2 separate regions of the Mus musculus genome follow, and region 1 is linked to region 2. The links are chromatin contacts, found by Hi-C or POLR2A ChIA-PET in ENCODE. All regions are on one chromosome and are shown on one strand. Each heading gives the region's core, a stretch centred on a gene start or an enhancer-like site at or near the end of the contact. The rest is flanking DNA. Distances are from core to core; before and after follow the strand shown. Region 1 overlaps Mcu (mitochondrial calcium uniporter). Region 2 overlaps Mcu (mitochondrial calcium uniporter).

Region 1 (6,533 bases), core at 1,400-3,899, 42 kb after region 2:
AACGCCATATGGTTGTGGAAGCCTGGCGTTTAAGAAGTGGTTTCAGAGAGCTGGGGACATAGCTCAGTGGTAGATCATTTGCATAGCATACACAAGGCCCAGTATTGCCAAAAGATAAAAATATAGAATTGGTTTCAGTTGAAAGGGCTGTCCTTCAACCAAGGACTCTGAGAGAATCTTTGCAAATTCTTGTTGGGTGCCCACGTGTTGCAAGAAATACTTCATTAGGATGCAGATGATGTTTGCATTTCAGCAATTCAAGCAGCCTTCTGCTATAGGCCGTGTCCATAAACTCATAATGATTGGATGTTAATAATACTAACAGAGGAATTGCTTCACCAATGTACCTAGCTATACCAAAAATAGTGCTTCAAGTACCCATTTTTCCAAAGGTCAAATATAAAAGTTTAAGTGCTTCTTATTAAGCAGTGTTTTAGATATTTAATTCATTGGGATAGGAACATAATGCCTCCTTTAACATTACACACCAGGCCGAAAGACACCAAGTAAACTGCCTTGATTTACAGCTATAGGTTTATTCTTGTAACCACACTATATAATGCCCTCTTAGTCAAAGTCACAAGGCTAAGTAGAAGGTCAAACCAAGAATGTGTATAACTGTTGAGCCACATTTAATGAAGAACACAATTATTGAAATCCTAAAGACTTTGACATCATTCTCAAAAAGAAAAAAAAAAAAGTGCTTACCCAGGGAGAGTAGGGAGGAATAACTCAGGACCCCAATGTCATTTGTAATTTGACCAGTATGTGTTATACAAAGGAGCATGAGGAGAGTTTAAACTCAAAAGAATTTACATTGAACTCTCTGCTTCCCATTAATTGGACATTTAGTAATAAGAATCCAGTTCTGGAATCAGACCTGCATGGATAACCCTGGCTTTCAGGTCATCAGATTGAGGCATTTGGTGTACCCCATAATGAGCTACTAAGATATCCATCCTGGAGAAAGGACACATGCTAGAAGAGACAGCAAACCACAGGCTCCCAAGTCAGTGAGGCAGGGTGGGGGTGGGTGGGGAGCCAGGCCAGAAGGAGGTCAGCTTCCTAACTAGCTCACACAGGGGAACCTTTTTCCTTCAGGCAAAAATGTTTCATAGCTACGGGCGGCTGCCTGCTTATGACATAGCTTTTGTAATTGATAGTAAGTTACTTAACCATGCTAGAACTCAGGTTCCTTAACCTCAGAGACATGGTTGAAAATCGTCCTTGCCTTAGTGTGGCTTCTGAGGGCTACATGGAATGATGCAAGTTAATGATGCAACAGTACCAAGCAGTTAGCAAGTGCACAATAAGTAACGGGTGAAAATCTGCCAAAATGAATAGCATGTATCTTAGTCAGGGTTACCGTGGCTCTGATGAAACACCATGGCCTAAGCAACTTGACAGGAAGGGCTGATCTGGCTTACACATCCTGAGCCACAGTCCATTGAGGGAAGCCAAGGTAGGAACTCAAACTGGAGGCAGGAGCTGATGCAGAAGCCATAGATAGGTGCTGCTTACTGGCTTGTTCATCATGGCTTGCTCATCCCAACTTCTTACAGCACCCGGGACCATGAGCCTAGGACGGGACCACCCACAATGGGCTGCGCCCTCCCAAGTCAATCACTGATTAAGAAAATGTTCCCTCCAGCCTCATCTTACAAAGGCACTTTCTCAATTGAGGTTCCTTCCTCTCAGATGACTATAGCTTGTGTCAAGTCGACATAAAATTAGTCTAGCCACTACCCATGTGAAGCCAGGCCACTACCGGTGTGAAGCCAGAGACGCAACTAAGAGGTGGAGTATTTCCTACTGTGCACAGGGACCTGCAGAAAGAAACCAAACAAAGCCCTAAAAGACATTCTAAGGAAGTTCAATTAAACTAAGAATGGGCAAGCATTTTGAGGAACCATGGCATACTGCATAATAATTAGTTATTACAAAGAGTTCTTAGTACCTAGCAGTCAATAAGTGCTATATATGGGGGCTGCAGAGACGGTTCAGTGGTTAAGATCTTGTGTCGCTCTTGCAGACGACCTGGATTTGATTCTCAGCCCCAACACGGTGGCTCACAAACAGCTGTAGCTCCAGTGCCGAAGGATCTGGCCTCCGAGGGAGGGCACCAGGCATGCAGGTGGCACACAAACATACATGCAGGCAGACACTTATATGTACAAAAATGAAGTAAATCTGGAAGAAATGTATGTATAATTGATGTTACGATAATGTTGCTGTCAGCTGTCAGGAGTTCATTTGGAATGTTCACATCCCGTATTCTTCTCTGGCACCTCTTATTTTAAGGATGACATCGTGCCCATGTGTCATTCTGTTGTTTCTTCAGTCTGGAGATGGAACCAGGACCTCATGCATGTTCGGCAAGTTCGTGACTGATGAGTTACACACCCCTAGTCCTCTTTCAGATCGTCTTAAATTGTGAAAGAAAAACAATCTCACCGGGGAGAGCTGGAAACAAACCTAAGGGGTCTCGGTCCAAAAGAACTAAGAACCTGAGCTTCCTAACAGACCAGACAGCTGCTTTATATTCCCTAGCACACAGAAACCACCAGATGCACTCAGAGTGGCCTCCGTCCATCTTCTCTAGATACAGCTTTCTTCAGAACATGACTGTTGATTCATTCCAACCTCAGAATAGATGTCTGGCCCCGGTCCCTTTAAAGAAAGGCCTCCTTCTCTCCATACTGAAATGTTTGGGATATTTAAAACTTCTATTGCCATAAATTCCAAGCTGACAGTCTCATAGCAGCCATAATTCAGTTGCAAGGAACACACATTTACCACAGGCCTGCAAACTAGAAGATTTAATAGGCCCCTAGCTGTGTAAATGAATGGAGCTCACTGTGCCCCAGCAGAAAGCAGGACCCAAACAGCTAGGAGCTGGGTCAGCTCCCTCAGCCCTCCAGATACAGATATAGGAACCATTGTAGTGTATGCAACCCACCACCACCAAATTGCTAATACGTACCACATGCTTGTACTTCAACACTGAAACCCTAAGTCTTATTACATACCTTAGCACTAACAGAGGCTTGAAAATAATTGACCTGACAGAGAATGCTTAGAATAGACATTGCTCCAACAGACATAATTTAGATATTATATCTATGTAGAGTAGGATTTAGCCTGTCTGAAATGGAGGTAATATTTATATAGACACATGAAACATTTATGTTTCCTGGATACTAAGTATCCAGGAATGTTTGTATAAAAGCTTTGTTTTGTTTTTCTTAAGCAACAAGGGGGAAATCAGTTCTTTAGATTTGTCATATCACTGGGAATTTCTAGTCATCTATTTGTTGCCTGTAATGGCACCTCCCCACAATTCAAATACTTGATTGAGGATTCTTCTTTCTGGCGTTTGAAAATCTACAGCCAGACCAGCACAGCTGGTATTCAAACCAGAAACAGTCAGTGTCATCTATCACTTTTTATTATTCCGGACCTTACTGAATGCACAGAAGGTATTCCACAAATACTTGTTGACTGCATGAATGAGAGGAGGGAAGTATCTCTACTACTGCTGGACTGTGCAGAGTAACTGGATACAAGGAAAGAAAATATAGATAGTACCAAGTGGGATGCTTGATTTTTGAACGTGGCAGGCTTTAGAATCACCATGGAAACCCATATCTGAGTGTTTTCAGAAAGATTCTACTGAAGGGGGAAGAGCCGACCCGAATTCGGGAGACGCTATCTCACAGACTAGGTCCCAGCATGGAGTATAAATAAGAGCCTTTCCAGCACAGCCCGGTCTACGCCTCTGCCTCCTGACTGCGCATGCACCGTGACCAGCTGCCTCAAGTTCCTGTCGCCATGCTTTGCCCACCAAGGCAGACGGCGCCTGTCTCCATGTGCATCCCGCTGTGGCATAGTACATCCTCAGACTATGACAGCACATAAACTTACCGTCTTTAAAATGCTGTCCTTGGGTATTTTTTCATAGTAACAACAACAACAAGTAAATAATGCGACAAAACATTAAGAGGAGCTGTCGAGTCAAGAGGTGTCTGTGGAATCCTGAGCCATAAATGGAGTATCTAGACCATACTCCCTCCCCTCACAGCTCAGGAAAACGGCGCAGAAGAGGGACTGGAAAGACTGCAAGAGCCAGAGGTCCGGGAAGACTGAGGTCCGATGATGTCTTTTGGACCCGAAAGGATGCTCCTCTCATGAACTCATTGCACCTGAGGTTGTCTGCACAAGACCCAGCCCAGCAGCACAGAGGGAGGGGTTTGTGAGTCCATCTCTAGCTGAGGAGCCACTGACAGCTGATGGCTGCTGGGTGTGGGAGCACCGGTTTTCCTTAGGAATGTGGTCCTGGTGGCTAGATCCAGCGAGTGGCACCACACCATGCATACACAAGGAGCATTGAATGGATCTGGTGGACCCGTGTGCCAAACCTAGGTGCTTTACAGTTTTACAAATAGGTAACAACCCTCATGCGTCAATTTCATCCTGTAACAAAAGAACAGGCAAGAAAGGTTCTTTTTTTTTTTTTTTTTAAGGGAAATTCTCTTGCTCTAAACACTCAAGGTAGAAAGAAAATATGACATCTCATGTGGTGACAGGAAGGTTGATTTTGGGCTTCAAGAAGTCTACCCAAACATTCCTGCAGTGTTTTCCGGGAAATCCAGCCAGCAGTTTGGCAGTAAGGGCTCTGTGTTGCACTCAAAGGAAGCTCATCGGACCCCAGGTTTTTTAGAAAGGAGAGAGAGCCAAACTCTGCAAAGAACCCCCAGAGACGCTGGGACCACTCAGCCAAGCACTCTGCATGGGTCTTGAACTAGAGGAACTAGTTGCCAAAGTGATGTCAGACTGTCCTGGCTGTTGCATTTTGTTCAGAAAACTCTACCATTTTCTTCTCTCCTCCAAACCTTTCTATATTTGAGGAAATCATGGGGGTGGGGGGAGGAAGGAAGGAGGAAGAGGAAGGAAAGAAGGAAGGAAGAAGAAGGAAAGAAAGGAAGTAAGTTAGGAAGGAAGGAGAACGGAAGAAAGGAATGAGCCATTGCTCAAGCTGCATTCAGTCTGTTCTACAGAGCGAGCATGCTATTGCTGCTGAAGTCCCCTAAAAAATACCAAGCAAAGCTGCTTTAGATCTAGAATAAGAAAAATGACATCCAGAGAAAATGTTTCCAGTACTAAGAGTAGGAACATCAAACGGTGTATAGCTTGGGCTATACACAGTGAAACGTGTGTTGTGTGTGTGTGCACGTGCATACACAATCATGGAGAACAAATGAAGACCCTAAGCTACACCTACAAATACCAAATGGCTGCCTGGGACAGCCTGCGAGCTCAGCAGTACCACAGCGCAGTGCATTGCTCAGCCTCCCAGAATCAGATCCCATCAGGCACTAACTCAAGTACAAGGGAAGTTCCTACACAGAGCTAAGGTGATTCACAAGCCCAATTAGTCTCAAATCCCGTCATCTACTTCTAAATCATTCAGGATTCCTTCATGGCCATTCTTCAGAAGGAAATATCTTCCACTCCGGGTAATAATGCAAAATGAATTTAAATTGAAGTTTTATCCATTTTATTTAAGTCCAAAGTATAATAATTTACATAATAAAGGCTCTATTGCAAGCCTAAAGAGGTAGAAACAGAACCAGCAGCTCACGTTAAGAGAACATTTTTTTTAAAGCTCCAATAATTAGAGCAATAGCTGGCATACCCTAGATACTAAAGGAGTTGTTGAATGGATAAAGGAATTAATTATCATAAAATTAACATTTCCCCTTCATGGAAGGTACTCTAAAAACCCTCATCTAAACAGTTAACCGTGGGGCAATGCAACGCAGGGGTCAAGGGTCACACATACACATACAGTCTGAAATACACCATCTGGACACTTAAGTCCATCAGAGGGCCTTCACTTCCCTGTTCCCTGACTGCCTTGACTAAAATCCCTAGCAGTGTTTATAGCTTTGTATGTGATTTAAAAACAAACACACAACAACAAAGACCCACCTCGGTGGTTGTGCAAAGAGGGGACTGCCCTTCAAACCACATCTTCAGGAAACAGGCCTTTCCAACCTGGATCTCAGAAGTTCTCGGTCTCCTTCAGTGTAACTTGTCTAGAATCTACACCCTGCTGAAGACAGACTGAAGACAGATTCTTTTAAGATTAAAGGCTCTTTAAGCAAGACACAGCAATGGTGGGATGCACCAGGAAGTCCAAGCTGCTCAGGTGGCCAAAGGTCATTTGAGTCTAGGAGTTAAGCACACACAGCCTTGACAAGTGTGCTAATGATCACTCATTATTAGGCATACCCCCAAGTATGAAAATGTGGGGACAGGACATCAATCTGACTTATCTTTCACTGAATCTAACATAAATGCTACCAGGTATGGTTTTTCACACAATTAATCCTGTCAGTGAACAGGAAGCACTCAATAAACTCAGGAAGGGTGGGGCAGTAAAAAGAGAATTCATTTTTTTTATTTTTAGCATTATTTAAAAGCTGTGAAGTCCTTTCTTTAAGTGGCTGGAGGTTGGAGAGATGGCTTAG
Region 2 (6,064 bases), core at 2,916-5,415:
ACGGGCAGCCTCAGAGCTGTGAGCTGAAATGAAACAGTTCCTCTTTTAAAGTTGCTTTTCTCAGGTACTTGCCACAATAACAGGAAAGTGAACACTAAGGAATATGGAGCATCTGTTCATCAATGCTCGCACCGTCAGCCTCCAGAAGTATTAGAAAGTAATTGCCTAGGGTTTAAGCACCCACACCTAAGAACACATTGAATTCGTATGAAACCAGACACGAACGCAAATGGCCGCAACCACTAGAAATCGCTCTGTAAATGTTCTGCATATCCATCCAAAGGGACACGAACCATCACGTCTTGACGTCACAAACAGTTCTGAGTCCTTGTTCCTTCATTTTGATTTGTGATGTTGAACCCTGTGATTTTTTTTTAAAGCAAGTCTCTAAGCTTCAGTTCTACGTCTACAAGTCCAGATGATGATAGATGCCAGAGCATCCATACCTAGCACATTGAGCAGAGTGCCTCACACTAAAAGTTACTGTCGTGGTGATCAGTGTGAAACCCTGGTCTTCGGTCCTTCTGGTGCACACACCAGGGTGCACCAGTTTTAAAGGACAAAGCTGAGGCTTAGATTTTTTTTCAAGGATTTCCAGAAACAAACTCCAGCCACTCAAAGGATGTCTCCTAAAACTGACTTTCGCCATGTATTAGAAGAGGCTTGTTTTCCCATCTAACATTTACGTACTGTGGGGCATACAAAGAAAGCCCCTGAATTTTTTTTAATTAGGTATTTTCCTCGTTTACATTTCCAATGCTATCCCAAAAGTCCCCCATACCCACTCCCCACTCCCCTACCCACCCACTCCCCCTTTTTGGCCCTGGCGTTCCCCTGTACTGGGGCATATAAAGTTTGCAAGTCCAAAGGGCCTCTCTTTCCAGTGATGGCCAACTAGGCCATCTTTTGATACATATGCAGCTAGAGACAAGAGCTCCGGGGTACTGGTTAGTTCATATTGTTGTTCCACATATAGGGTTGCAGTTCCCTTTAGCTCCTTGGGTACTTTCTCTAGCTCCTCCAGCCCCTGAATTTTTAATGGAATTCTGCAAGTCTTTGTGGAGAATGCTTTCGAAGTCCACAGTTGTCCTGCAGTCTATGGGAGGGAGAATCATCTAATTCCAGGCTAAACATTTACTTGAGTCTCTTCTCAGCTGGCCAGCAATGAGGGCTGCATCAGAGGCCAAAGGCAGGAGGGTCTGGCTAAGTTTCAAAGACTGCAGGTGGAAGAAAAGGCAAGCCAACTGCTAACCATGACCAAAGAACACACTGAGGTGATCATGCGGCCCAGTGAGACATCATTATCCCTTAAATAATACTTAGTCTTTTCCTATGCATCTCTCAAAGAAACCATCTGACTACCATTTAATAAAATAAGCTTACCAATAGACTTCTTGAAAGTTTCCTGCTTCAGATTGCTTATTGATGAGATGGCACTTAAGTGCCTCCTTGATTTAGGAAACTAATTAAATGCGCAAGCATCATTTGACAGAGATCAGGGAATCTCCGCATTTTTGTATTTCCTTAGATTATCCCACTAATGACTTGCAAAATGCATGCCAACAGAGTGTTATTTTGTGAACAATGCATAGTTCTGAGTGAGGAGAAGATTATCAGTGTCTTATGTGTCTTCTCTTGGCTACCGTTAGGTTAGGTAATCAAAACGGGGGTGGGGTGGTGGCAGGAGGGGTTTGCATATTTCATTTTGTTTTAAACATATTATTTTTCAGACAGGTTGACCTCAAAGTGGCTATCTAGCCCAGAATGACCTTGAACTTGAGGTCTTCCTGCCTCTGCTCCTGAGTGCTGGGATTCCAGGCCTGTGTCAGATGCCTGGGCAGCCAGGGCTGAGGCCTGAACCCAGGACCCCGCTCCTTCCAGGTAAACACACAAGCTGAGCTACTTCTTGAGCTGCTCCACTTAAAAAAAAAATCCACCATAATATTATTTATATGGAAGAGGCAAGAGAAGACAGAGAGAGATGTATGTGTCTGTCTGTCTGTTCGAGTGCTAGGAGGTAGAACAAACACAGGGTTAGGTTCTGTTCCAATGAGCAAATCAAAACCAAGCTTCTTTAGAGAAATGTCTGGGCTTTGATTCTCTCATTATGAATAACCCTCTTTGTCTAATAAAAAAAGAACTCACGGAACTTAGGCAAATTTCATTAGTTCTCTTGGCATAAAACACATTCAAGTTACCAGCTCTAAGGGCAGGCACTGCAGCAATTTTTAAAAAGAGTTCAGAAAAAGTGCATTTGGCACAATGGAAGCTATTAAAATGTTATTAACCTTAGATAATTCAGACTTCTAAGTTCTTATGTTTGACTTCAACCGAAAGTATTGTCCTTATTTGACTTGCTTAGGACCAGAAAGGCTTCATATATTGTTTATTGTGTTGAATTTAGTATATCTGCATATATATATATTATATAAGGTATATAATATACATATATTATATATAAGATATATAGTATGCATACATATTATATATATGACATATAATGAGATTCTTGGGAATGGTTCTAATTTTAAACATGAAATTGAATTGTGATTCATATACCCCTTACATATGTAGTGTTGAAATAATCTTGTCTAGCATGTGTACTGCCCCTGTGTTTTCTCTGTGACATCAGAAGAGCGAGGTGTGGAATTTTCCACCCGTGACGTCATTCCAGCTCTCAAAGCAGTTCTGGACTTTGGAGCAGTTAGGATTTTGGATTTTCAGCGCAGGGCTGCTGAAACATAAGTCAAAATAAACCCTTCCTTTTAAAAACTGTGTCATCAAGTATGACCCACAGCAATGAGAATCTGGCTAACAGGACTGCTAAAGTGAACATCATCCTACCCACACTGCAGGACACGCTCACCTCCATGTCTGCATCTTACACTGGAAGCTGTGTTACCCTCACTGCAGGACACGCTCACCTCCATGTCTGCATCTTACACTGGAGCTGGGTTACCCACACTGCAGGACACGCTCACCTCCAAGTCTGCATCTTACACTGGAAGCTGTGTTACCCACACTGCAGGACACGCTCACCTCCATGTCTGCATCTTACACTGGAAGCTGGGTTACCCACACTGCAGGACACGCTCACCTCCATGTCTGCATCTTACACTGGAGCTGGGTTACCCACACTGCAGGACACGCTCACCTCCATGTCTGCATCTTACACTGGAGCTGGGTTACCCACACTGCAGGACATGCTCACCTCCATGTCTGCATCTTACACTGGAGCTGGGTTACCCACACTGCAGGACATGCTCACCTCCAAGTCTGCATCTTACACTGGAAGCTGTGTTACCCTCACTGCAGGACACGCTCACCTCCATGTCTGCATCTTACACTGGAAGCTGTGTTACCCACACTGCAGGACATGCTCACCTCCATGTCTGCATCTTACACTGAATTTGTGAGACGGCTCGGCATCATCAAGTGAATGATCGATTGCCTCTTTCCTCTGTCTATAACAGACTTCCAGGTTGTTTTTGTATGATTATCTTCTTCATCATTCCTGACCTCTAAGGATGCTGTCCTTCCATGCTGTATAAAGTGGCTTAACTGAACACACCTCTTACTTTCATTCTATTCTTTGCACTTCATCCTATGTAATATTTCCTTTCTTCCTGATTGTTTGTTCTTACCTTCTTCCCTCCTGCCTATTTCTCCACACACATACAAGGTCTACAAGTGGCTCCACCCCACATTCCTGACACCAAGAGTTTTGCCTGGTGCATAAAAGACATATTCATTTAAATAATCACTGTGTATTTGAATGATTTAATGAAAAAAGGGTCTCCACATAACTTCCTATAAAGCCCTTCCTGGCCCTTGTATCTGACTGAAAATACAGACAGGATAATCAGGAAGTTTTAAGCGATTGCTAGATATTTGACGCTATTAAAGTGTTACTATTTTTCATTTGATAACGGCATTGCGGCTACTCTTAACTTTCAGAGAAATATTGGAGCATTTATGGAAACATTCACAGGATAAGTGATTTGTATAAAGTAGTCCCAGTATCTGTATGTGTGCCAAGGACGATGACTGAGGTGAAGACGAAGACTTCCACGTAAACCCAGACCCAGTGGCTGTGGGCGTCATTCAGGGATTTGGAAGGCGGAGGAGGCTTGAGGATCAAGTCTGCGCCTTCTTTAGACTACTGCATTACTGAATGAAAGTTCTGCAGCCTCTGAGGCTCGCCGAGCGTTTATCAGACAGGCAGTGTAATAGCCAAGCAGAAGGTGAGAGATGACAGAAGACAGCTGGATAAAGGAGTGCAGGAAATATTAGAGTTGCTACAGATCTTGCAGAGAAAGACCTCTAAGACAAACAGAGCAAGCAGGGCAAGCACTGACACTGAACTCTTGTGTGCGCCAACACTGATATAAACCAAGACGGATAACCCAGATGGAAAGGCCCACTTCCTTTTGCTCCTGGAAATTATTGTTTAAGTCAATCTTGCTTTACAATAGAACTCAGACAGGAGACGAGGGGGAGGTTACTCTATTGTATGAGGAATCCAGAAACAGCAAGTCATGAATAATACAAATGAAACATGAAGCAAAGCTCTTGGCCCAAGGTCTGAAGGTTGTATGAAGAATGAAATCATCTCTGGTGAGCTAGATAGAAAAGTGGCCTGCAGTTACTCCCAGGTCACAAACAGTTTAAGATGGCGTTGAGCTAGTGATCTCTCCCTGGTAATCGACTGAACAGAAAGGCCAGAATACGTGCCATAGGCACGTATCGAAGAAGGGCTAAAACCCAATGCAGAAAATGAAGCTTCACAGATCTAATGCTCTGGTGGCCGTTTAAACCAGAGACCAGTAGAAGACACACAAACAATGTATTTGAGGAAAGCAGGCTCCGGGGCAGGATTCTGGCCAGGTTCACTGAAGACACAGTTAAGAATTCCTGACCAAAAAACTGTCAACCCTGCGTTGCTCATAAACCGTTCCTTGTAAAGAAAAGCAGCGCTGATTTATATTTTGATCAAGTGCAAAATTATTTTAGACACTAAAACCATGAGACTAACAACAACTGGCTAACTTATTTGTTTAGCTCTAGTCTATGCCAATGCTGAGGTTAATGGGCAATCAGTACCACAAAGAGGACAAACTGAGGTGGCTGCATGCTCTCGCCATGTGGGAGGCCTTAGGTCCCACCCCAATACTCCACCCACACACAAAAGGTCACAGTACACTAACAGCCTGCTTCTCCAAGAGCCAGTCTGTCTCCCTAAAGTGTGCAGGTGAGACCCACAAAGTCGCCAGGGAACGCCTTAGGTTGCCCTAGGAGAGGGCACCAGCCTCTTCACTGTAAGAGTTTCTCTCTGAGCTCAACGCTTCAGCACCCAAATTCCTCAAAAGCTACACCGGTGTCCCGAAAGGGGACCACACAGGAATGCAGGCACTGTGCTGAGGAGTCGGCGGAATCAATTACCTAGAATCCTCACCTAAAAGAACAGTTCCTATTTTTAGTAGCAACTGTAAAAACAAACAGGCAAAGAGCTACCAAAGGTGAAAAGTATCTAGGTTAGATCGAGTCCCTCCAGAGATGTAGGCGTTATGGGAAGAACAGAGTCAGGGTTGGAAAGCTAGAAACAGCAGCCTTAGCTCCAGTACTGGTGGAGACTACAGCCTCCCTCAGAGCCCGCAGCACTCCAGACTCTGCTTTCTCTGTGTGTGATAGAAGACGGATCCTATGGCCTTCCAGGTCCTGATTAGAAAATTCCAATAGGCCCTTTCCATCCTGCAGCATCTATACTATAATTGCGGGTCATCATAAATGGATTTATAGTCATAACAATGTCAGTACCAGGCAACAGAATCATTTTGAAGCTCTGTTGTGCACTGTTACCTCCCTTACGTACCCAGCATCCCATCTGTGGTACTGAGAGTACACATTCTCTAAAGAAGCTGATGGACGACTGTGGATAGGGTCCTAAAGGCCTTTCCTCAAATCTTCCCCCCCAAATTGATGATAATATGAAAAACTTTCTAGTTTCTCTCTTCAATAAAGCTACGTAAGATAGTCTAATATTCAACACTTACTTATGCACTGT

Evidence for each region. Hi-C counts contacts between places; a loop is a spot of excess contacts on that map. ChIA-PET counts read pairs that join two places held with the same protein, here RNA polymerase II (POLR2A).
Region 1: a map of heart shows a loop between it and region 2 (1.8-fold over the local background). The contact joins two enhancer-like sites. A Hi-C loop is called at or near these places in 1 of 37 maps with a recorded cell type or tissue (heart). POLR2A ChIA-PET finds 5 or more read pairs at or near these places in 2 of 5 experiments (Patski and embryonic stem cell).

Annotation. Positions count from the first base shown.
Region 1 is chr10:59,563,463-59,569,995 of GRCm38, forward strand. The region is part of intron 1 of Mcu (mitochondrial calcium uniporter); the gene reads right to left. Among named protein-coding and RNA genes, the nearest start is that of Gm40671, 8.7 kb to the right of the region's middle. Within about 2 kb of position 2,650, at least 1 of the 3 ENCODE cell types and tissues checked has a DNase peak (open chromatin) inside an H3K27ac peak, as active enhancers do.
Region 2 is chr10:59,519,711-59,525,774 of GRCm38, forward strand. The region is part of intron 1 of Mcu (mitochondrial calcium uniporter); the gene reads right to left. Among named protein-coding and RNA genes, the nearest start is that of Gm40671, 53 kb to the right of the region's middle. Within about 2 kb of position 4,166, at least 1 of the 3 ENCODE cell types and tissues checked has a DNase peak (open chromatin) inside an H3K27ac peak, as active enhancers do.